Regions from separate parts of the Homo sapiens genome. Here region 2 is linked to region 1. The links are chromatin contacts, found by Hi-C or POLR2A ChIA-PET in ENCODE. All regions are on one chromosome and are shown on one strand. Each heading gives the region's core, a stretch centred on a gene start or an enhancer-like site at or near the end of the contact. The rest is flanking DNA. Distances are from core to core; before and after follow the strand shown.

Region 1 (4,901 bases), core at 766-3,265:
CACTAGGGCCAGGATCTTGAGAACTCTCTGCCTCTGATACTGGGAGTGGCATCCTGAAAGAAAGGAACTGTCTAATCTTTAGTGCAAATGAGATTTATCCTTTGTCCTGGGCTCTAGGACTTAAAAAAGAATCTTTGAAATTTTATTCAGATCACAATTGTGCAGTAAAAGTGAGTTGCAGAGTAGTCAGAATCCCCAGTTTTTCAATATGTGACTTCAGAAATAATGTGGCATAAATACCCCAAGGGGTTTAGACTAGAGTATAAAAACATGGTTTTGGACAGGCATGGTGGCTCATGCCTGTAATCCTAGCACTTTGGGAGGCTGAGGTGGGCGAATCACTTGAGGTCAGGAGTTCAAGACCAGCCTGGCCAACATGGTGAAACTCTACCTCAACCAAAAATACAAAAATTATCGGCTGGGCGCGGTGGCTCATGCCTGTAATCCCAGCACTTTGGGAGGACGAGGTGGGCGGATCACAAGGTCAAGAGATCAAGACCATCCTGGCCAACATAGTGAAACCCCGTCTCTACTAAAAATACAAAAATTACCTGGGCATGGTGGCGGGCGCCTGTAGTCCCAGCTACTCGGGAGGCTGAGGCAGAAGACTCGCTTGAACCCAGGAGGTGGAGGTTGCAGTGAGCTGAGATCACGCCATTGCACTCCAGCCTGGGTGACAGAGCGAGATGCTGTCTCAAAAAAAAAAAAAAATTATCTGGGGGTGTTGGTGGGCACCTGAGGCAGGTGGATCCCTTGAATCCGGGAGGCAGAGGTTGCAGTGAGCCGAGATCGCGTCACTCACTCCAGCCTGGGCAACAAGAGTGAGACTCCATCTCAAAACAACAACAACAGCAACAACAAAATAACAACAACAACAAAAACATGGTTTAAACAACTGGCATGGGGAGATACATCCTGCTCTTCCTCACAGTGGATCCATTGGAGTGGTTGGTTAGAAACATTTAAGGCCCTAAGATAAGGATTCCTACTAAGTGGCTCTATCTATTCTTCAAGAGGGCAGCTGTGTACAGGATGAATCGGAACCACAGAGGCCTCTGTGTCATTGTCAACAACCACAGCTTTACCTCCCTGAAGGACAGACAAGGAACCCATAAAGATGCTGGTAAGAAAGTCTGGAACAGTTTATCAAATGCAAATTGGGGATCTTAAAATTATTTTTTATTTTCACATTTTCTTTCTGTGACTTTTATCTTCCATATACGTGTAAGGATGATATCATGTTTCTGAGCCTCTTATATATCCCTGGGGAGTCATCAGTCTGCTAAAGAGTGGCAAGAATCTTTGACTATTCACAATTCTGAATAGAGGAGAGCATGTACTGGGGGAGAGCCTGCTGGATTGGCACGAGACAACTTGGGCGTGAGCTCCAGCTCCACCACTAACTAGGTGTGTGATCATGGGAGAGTCAAGAGACCTTGGCTTCTTCAACTGTGAAACAGGATGAAACACTGGCCACTGCCGATTCTCAGGACTGTTGTGACAACACTGGGTATTACGTGATAGGAGATTCATTGTAAGATTTTATGGTTATGAAAATAAAAATAATCCAAAGCTTTAGGCTATTTGCTGTGCAAATTTTGTAACTATTAGCATTGTTTCAGTTTTTTTTTTCTTTGAGACAGAGTCTTGCTCTGTTGCCCAGGCTGGAGTGCAGTGGTGCAGTCCCAGCTCACTGCAACCTCTGCCTCCCAGGCTCAAGCCATTCTCGTGCCTCAGCCTCCCGAGTAGCAGGGATTACAGGCGTGAGCCACCACACCTGGCTATTTTTTGTATTTTCAGTAGAGATGGGGTTTTGCCATCTGGCCAGACTGTTCTCAAACTCCTGACCTCAAGTGATCCGCCTGCTTCGGCCTTCCAAAGTGCTGAGATTATAGGTGTGAGCCACTGTGCCCGGCCTTGTTTCAGTTCTTCATTTTGTTTTGCATCATTTTATTATTTCCCCTTTCTCTCTCTCTCTCTCTTTTTTTTTTTTTTTTGTTTTTAAACAGAGATCCTGAGTCATGTGTTCCAGTGGCTTGGGTTCACAGTGCATATACACAATAATGTGACGAAAGTGGAAATGGAGATGGTCCTGCAGAAGCAGAAGTGCAATCCAGCCCATGCCGACGGGGACTGCTTCGTGTTCTGTATTCTGACCCATGGGAGATTTGGAGCTGTCTACTCTTCGGATGAGGCCCTCATTCCCATTCGGGAGATCATGTCTCACTTCACAGCCCTGCAGTGCCCTAGACTGGCTGAAAAACCTAAACTCTTTTTCATCCAGGCCTGCCAAGGTGAAGAGATACAGCCTTCCGTATCCATCGAAGCAGATGCTCTGAACCCTGAGCAGGCACCCACTTCCCTGCAGGACAGTATTCCTGCCGAGGCTGACTTCCTACTTGGTCTGGCCACTGTCCCAGGCTATGTATCCTTTCGGCATGTGGAGGAAGGCAGCTGGTATATTCAGTCTCTGTGTAATCATCTGAAGAAATTGGTCCCAAGGTGAGAGCTCTTTTTTTTCTTCCATTTGTAATTAATTAGTTTTATTTATTTTTTATTTTACTCTCATTCAACACCTTTGGTAAGGGTGAGAGTTCTACGTTGTTCTATCCATGTACCTGTTCAACCATCTGCCTACCCTCCTGTTTATCTATTTATCCATCTATCCACCCATTCATCTATCCATCCATCTATCCACCCATTCATCTATCCATCCATCCATCTGTCCATCCATCCATCCATCCAGCAACCTTGTATTGAGTACCAGCCTGGACCTGGAAAGGAAGATACAGAGTTAAAAAAAGACAGAGTCCTTGCCCTCAGGTTGCTTACAAGCTAGAGGGATAGACAAACAAATAGACGGGGAAGGGCATCCCCAGCTGGTAAGTGCACATTGTGAAGTATAGGTGTTATGGGAACATGCAGAATGAGTACCTTGCCCAGATTTGAAGGATCAGAGGAGGCTTCTAGAAATGACAAATAGATGTTAGGTAAAGAATCAGGTGAAAGATGTGCTGGGCAGAGGGAATAGCATGAACAAAAGCATGGGGGCCTTTTATTTGTTCGTTTATTTATCACTCACTCTTACGTCCTGAGCACCTATGTGCTATCTTTGGACTTCTATTTGCCACTGCTCTGACAGCTTCCCTTCTGTCTCTGCCACATGCTGTCCTCTTGGCACCTTTAGCCATACCTAGAGGCCATGGGCTCCTCCATGAAAACGTCTCCAAAGTTGCCATCTCTGGCCCACTCATCTCTGAATTCCTGGGGGCAGAGACCCTGTTTCATTCAACTTTATATCCTCAGCCCCTGACCTGATATATTGTGAGCTTGTTAAACATTTGCTGGGCCAATGAATGACTTGCTTGAGCCTGTCTCATTAACATCCCGCTAGATATCCTACCTCTGTTTAGCCCTTGGACCTCACATTCAGCATGCATGTTTCTGAGCTCATCTTCCCAGCTCTCTCCAGGAGCTCCTACTCCTGAATTTCCATTTGAAGGAATGGCCATAGTGCTCTTCTGGGAATTCAGGATTGGAACCTTGAGTCAACTTTGCTTTTCTCTCTTCTTTACCAGCCCCTCCATTCTCATCACAGACATCAGAGGCTAATGTCTATGGCTTCAGGAACAAGGCAATATTTATTGAGAGCGTACTATGTGCTTACTGTACTGGGTACCGAACTGGGGACAGGGGGTGCAACTGTGTACAAGAGAGACAAAATCTGCTCTCCAGGGAGCTAAAAGTCCAGTGAAGGAAGGACAGATAATAAAAATATAAGTGAATATTTAAATTATTATTATTTTAAAAATTCAACAATATTAAAAGGAGACAGTATACATGCATGATTAAGCAATGTGTGGTTTTTTTTGGTACTCCAGAAATTTCTGTTATTTTTAATTGATACTTCATAACTACATATTTCAGGGTTATAATTTGATGTTTCAATACATATATGTGTTGTATAATGATCAAATCAGGGTAGTTAGTGTATCCATCACCTCATGCATTTATCATTTCTTTGTGGTGAGAACCTCTAAAAGCCTCTCTTGTAGCTATTTTGTAATATACAACACCTTACTGATTGATCGATTGATTTAAATATGGGATCTCACCATGTTGCCGAGGCTGGCCTTGAACTCCTAGGCTCAAGCAATCTTCCTGCCTTAGCCTTGTAAGTAGCTAGGATTATATGCTCAAACCACAGTGCCCAGCTCAGAATGCCTTACTGTTAACCATAGTCACCCCACTGTGCAGCAGAACACCAGAGGTTATTTCTCCTATCTAATTGTAACTTTGTACCCATTGACTAACCTCTCATCTTCCCTTCCCTCCTTCTCTCTCTCATCTTTGTAATTGCTGTTCTAATCACTGCTTCTATGACATCAACTTTTTAAACAAAGATTCCACATGAGTGAGAACAAGCAGATTTTTTCTGTGTCTTGCTTATTTCACTCTGGGCTCATTCATGTTGTCAGACATGTCAGGATTTTCTTTTTTTATGGCTGAATGGTATTCTGTCACGTATAAATATCACATTTTCTTTATCCATATATCCATTTTTGGACCCTTAGGTTGATTCCATATCTTGGCTATTGTAAATAATGCTGCAGTAAACTGGGAGTGCAGATATCTCTCTGACATATTGATTGCATTTTCTTTGTTTATATACTTAGTATGGGGATTGCTGGATCATATAGTATTTTTATTTTTCATTTTATGAGGAACTGGCATACTATTTTCCATAATGGCTGTACTAATTTTCAATACCACCAACAGTGTGTAAGTGTTCCCTTTTCTCCAGATCTTTGCCAATATGTGTTTTCTTTTGTTTCCTCGATAATAGCCATTCTAACTTGAGTGAAGTAGCATCTCACTGTGGGTTTTTTATTTTTATTTTT
Region 2 (4,768 bases), core at 1,830-4,329, 51 kb before region 1:
CTTCCCTTCTCTCCTCAAAAAACCAGACTTTTATCCAAAAAGCATGCAAGTCCCCCAAGTATTTAAAGCTTTATTTCTTTGTTTGTCCAGTAAATGTTCGTTGAGGGCCTACTATGTGCAAAGCACCATGCTTGGCCCTGTGTGAAGCAAATATTAAGGCAATGAGGTGGAGTCTGATCTCAGAGCTGTGTTGTGCATGAAATAAGGTTATTCTTTGGTAGTTCTTTCTTGAGAAGAATTCTTATGGAGTTCAGTAACCTCTTCTTGAGGCAGAAGTAAATGCTCAGGGATTTGGGAACTAATTATCTCAGTTTGGTAGAATTGAAAAATAAGTCTTTGGTGTTGTGTCATCTGTGTCAGTGACAGCAAAGCTGGACCTGTGCTAGGCCCTGGTGGGTCATCTTTAAGCACTGGACTTTTATCTTGTTAGGAATATAGAAGCAAGCGTCTCACATCTCTGACAGATGGGCTTTACGGCTTGGCCTAAAGCTCTGGTTGTTTTTAAGGCCCTTGAATAAAAATAAAAGACGATGTTTGCAGATTTTAAGAGGAAGTTTTTTTTTTTTTTGAGACAGAGTCTCGCTCTGTCACCCAGGCTACTGGAGTGCAATGGCGTTATCTTGGCTCACTGCAACCTCTGTCTCCCGGGTTCAAGCGATTCTCCGCCTCAGCCTCCTGAGTAGCTGGGATTACAGGCACCCGCCATCATGCCCGGCTAATTTTTGTATTTTTGTAGAGATGGGGTTTCACCATGTTGGCCAGGCTAGTCTTGAACTCCTGACCTCAGGTGATCCGCCCGCCTCGGCCTCCCAAAGTGCTGGGATCACGGGGATGAGCCATCGCACCTGGCCAAGAGGAAGTATTTTTTTTTTCTATCCTGCTCTTTCTGAAAAGCTTGAACATTTTTCTGTACTTTCCTTTTCTTTTTTGAGACAGGGTCTTGCTCTATCACCCAGAATGGAGCACAGGGGTACAATCATGGCTCACTGCAGCCTTCACCTCCCGGGCTCAAGCAATCCTCTCACCTCACCCTCCCAAGTAGCTGGAACTACACACAGGCGCCACCACATCCATCTAATTTTTAAAATATTCTGTAGAGACAGGGTCTCACTATGTTGCCCAGGCTGGTCTCAAACTTCTGGGCTGAAGCAATCCTCCCACTTCAGCCTCCTGAGTGGCTGGGACTACAGGCACATGCTATCATGTCTGGCTAACTTTGTTTTTTATAGAGACAGGGTCTTTTGCTGTATTTCCCAGGGCGGTCTTGAACTCCTGGCTTCAAGTGATCTTCCTGCCTTGGCCTCCCAAAGCACTGGGATTATGGCCATGAGCCACCACGTAATCTTTGTTTTATGCGTATTTATAAGCTTTGCTTCCCCAACAAGATTATAAGCTCTTTGATTGAAGTACATCATATATTTGATATGTATTCTCTTGTCCAAGTGTTTCTGTAGGCAATAAGGGGAACTTTGTAAAACAAGAGTTTTCCGGTCAAGTAAATTTGAGAAGCGCTGCCTAATCTCTTCCCCCTCAGAGATTTGCAATGCATATTGACCTATTAAAGGCTCTGAGAATTCTTCCTGCGAAGAAACCTATTTTAGCCTTGTCCACCTTGCATTTCCCAAACACGTTTGACCTCAGAACTCCCTTTTTCACTAAGAATGTTTTGCCCATCTTATGTTTTACCCATGTGCTCTATAGCAGTTAACACTGGGCTTATTAAAGGTACTCAATATGTGATTGTAAATTAACTGGTGAAGCATTCCCTCATTCTTGTTTATTTTATACATTTATTTAATGAAGCCCTTTTCATAGAAATTGTCAAGATAAATGTATCCTCATTTAGATCAAAACAAATTCTAAATTAATGAAGTCATGACATTTTACTGTATTTTGGTTTTTTTGGTTTATCTGTGAAGTCCTCAAACCTGTGAGTAGTGCTGACCCTAGCCTTGAATGAACAGCCCTGTACTAACTGCAAGGCCAGAAGAACCCCTGCCCTTCCCCTCCCCACCCCCCCACATCATTTCCAGAAGTTCTAAAGAACAGTTGAAATTTACGGAGATCAGACTGGGTTGAGTGTGGGATTTCCAGGGTGGGTTCTAGAAGGAGAAGTGGGTCTTCTGTAGTTTGTTGAAATTTTATTTTCCAAACCCAGCCCCCAAGTTTTTCTTCCTCTATTTATGTGCAAGGACAAAACAGTTACTGTCCTACCTACATAGGATATGGACTCTGTCTGCTCTGAGCCCATTTTAGTTTAGAATATAGAGACCTCCCTCCAGGTCCTAAGAGAGAGATTCCATGAGAGATGTGCAACACCATAAGGTTGGTGATTTGTACTTTGAAATGGCTGCCTTTATTTCCTTTAAAGTCAATATCTTATATTTGAATAAACACAGTTTGCAAAGCATCTTTACAGAAATCTCATTGGATCCTCACGGTCACCTTTTTTCTGAGACAGAGTCTCACTCTTTCACCCAGGCTGGAGTGCAGTGGAGCGATCTTGGCTCCTCCACTTCCTGGGCTCGAGTGATCCTCCTTCCTTAGCCTCCCAAGTAGCTGGGACCACAGATGCGTGCCACCATGCCCAGCCAATTTTTGTATTTTTGGTAGAGATGGGGTTTCGCCATGTTGCCCAGGCTGGTCTCAAACTCTGCAGCTCAAGCAATCCACCCGCCTTGGCCTCCCAAAGTGCTGGGATTACAGGTATGAGCCACTGTACCCTGCCCTCACAGTCACCTTTTGAAGAACCTCCTGCTCAAGAGATCCTCCTGCCTCAGCCTCCTGAGTAGCTGTGATGACTACAGGCTTGTACTACCATGCCTGGCTAGTTTTTTTATTTTTTGTAGAGACGGGGTTCCCTGTGATGCCCAGGGTGGTCTCAAACTCCTGAGCTCAAGCCATCCTCCCACCTCAGCCTCCCAAAGTGCTGGGATTGTAGGTGTGAGCCACTGCACCTGGCCAAGCATTAGTTTTAATCTTGTTTTATAGATGAATAAACTGGGGCTGACTCAAACTGACTCAAAGTCACACTGTCATTACCTTTTTGATCCTGTACGTTAGACTGGGCTGTATGCATGTTCTTGCTGGCGCAATAAAGTTGCAAGTGCCAGCTAACAGCCCTTCCCACTCCACCTCACCACCTCATAGAGGAAAATTGTGACGTTAATGGGAAATGTCAGCGGTAATGTCTTCAGGCTGGGCCTGTGGAGTGACTCCCTTGCCACAGGATATTTAAGCAATGCTGTGTCTTGTCTGAGGCTCAGACCTGCTATTCTTATTGGCACTTGGGACCTGCATGGTTTTTGGCTTCACCTCCAGCTTTAGCCATTTTTCTTCTGTTCTTTTAGGTAAGGATTTTCTGCCCCAGACCTCAGATTCCCATTTCCTTCCTAGCTTCTCTGCTGTTATAGCTCAGTCTCTTCCAAGACCATGCAAGATTCAGACCCTAGTAGGAGGAGATGGAGGAACTAGGACTTAAACCCACATCTTGTGATTCCAAGGCTGGTTCCTCTTTTGCCCTGCACCACACAGCTGTCTGCTCACAGTCATGTGACAGGGGCTTCCCCAGCCAGAACCTCCAGGGAGCACAAATAAAGGAAAGAGCTGGAAGGCACAGTACAGCATTTGTTCTGTCCAAGCCTTACATATCAGCATGGGCAGGGAGAATGTGGTGAAGTTTTCTTTCAAGGACTTTGTTTGATAAGGAAGGACATTTATCAGTGAAGAGAGGTTTTGAGGGAAGTGAACCAATCTTGAGATAAGTACACAAAAGAGCTTTGAGTCTGGTGTTTCCCTGTTTGCTTCTGCCCCCTGGAGGAGCAAATACTCCATGATTAGAGACGTGTGAGTCCTTTGGAATAGAATAGCAGTGATGGAACTGGAGTCCTAGTCCAGGTTCTCTCCTTGTTCAGCCTGGATTCAGCACTGGGTATCGAAACAAGCCTGCACCCTCAGAGGAGATGGCTAGGGGACAGTGCGTCCAGGCCTCTTCTACCACACAGAGTTTTCTTTTTTTTATAAAGGGTATACACATTTAAAATTTAATGATACTCCCAAATTGCTCTTCAAAAAGGCTGTGCAAAATTACAGTCCTGATAACAGCTACCCAGAGATCCTGTAACGGCATTTGCCCTCATCATTATTATTATTATTATTATTATTATTATTATTATTTGAATTTGAGACGGAGTTCTGCTCTGTTGCCCAGGCTGGAGTGCAGTGGCGCAATCTTGGCTCACTGCAACCTCTGCCTCCCGGGTTCAAGCAATTCTCCTGTCTCAGCCTCCCTAGTAGCTGGGATTACAGGTGAGCACCACCACGCCTGGCTAATTTTTGTATTTTTAGTAGAGACGGGGTTTCACCATATTGGCCAGACTGGTCTCGAACTCCTGACCTCAGGTGATCTGCCCGTCTCGGCCTCCCAAAGTGCTAGGATTACAGATGTGAGCCACTGGGGCTGGTTGCCCTCACTATTTAATGGGTTATTTGCAACCTGTGAATCATGTCTCCTATTTCCTTGTTAATGATGCTTATTGATTATAGACTTAGGAATATCAGCACCTCCTTTGTAGCTCTTCATTCTTACATGATATAATAATTAATTTTTTTTTTTGAGACAGAGTCTCACTCTGTTGCCCAGGCTGGAGTGCAGTGTCACAATGTTGGCTCACTGCAACCTCCACCTCCTGGGTTCAAGCGATTCTCCTGCCTCAGCCTCCTGAGTAGCTGGGACTACAGGTGCGTGCCACTACACCTGACTAATTTT

Evidence for each region. A loop is a pair of places that touch in the nucleus more often than their neighbours do. ChIA-PET counts read pairs that join two places held with the same protein, here RNA polymerase II (POLR2A). Pooled maps may share reads with other maps.
Region 2: a map of B cell shows a loop between it and region 1 (10-fold over the local background). The contact joins the promoter of CFLAR-AS1 here to the enhancer-like site in region 1. A Hi-C loop is called at or near these places in 1 of 168 maps with a recorded cell type or tissue (B cell) and 2 of 50 pooled maps. POLR2A ChIA-PET finds 5 or more read pairs at or near these places in 7 of 52 experiments (AG04449, GM12878, OCI-LY7 and 4 more).

What each region holds. Positions count from the first base shown.
Region 1 is chr2:201,207,061-201,211,961 of GRCh38, forward strand. CASP10 (caspase 10) reads left to right here. Exons shown (of 10, transcript NM_032977.4): 8 at 1,015-1,123; 9 at 2,010-2,502. Among named protein-coding and RNA genes, the nearest start is that of CASP10, 26 kb to the left of the region's middle. RefSeq lists an enhancer at 1,925-1,974. Within about 2 kb of position 2,016, at least 4 of the 41 ENCODE cell types and tissues checked have a DNase peak (open chromatin) inside an H3K27ac peak, as active enhancers do; they include B cell, where a contact is called at or near this core.
Region 2 is chr2:201,154,713-201,159,480 of GRCh38, forward strand. CFLAR-AS1 (CFLAR antisense RNA 1) reads right to left here and starts at 3,080. Exons shown (of 7, transcript NR_040030.1): 1 at 3,043-3,080. The region is part of intron 8 of CFLAR (CASP8 and FADD like apoptosis regulator); the gene reads left to right. RefSeq lists enhancers at 3,379-3,458, 3,479-3,808.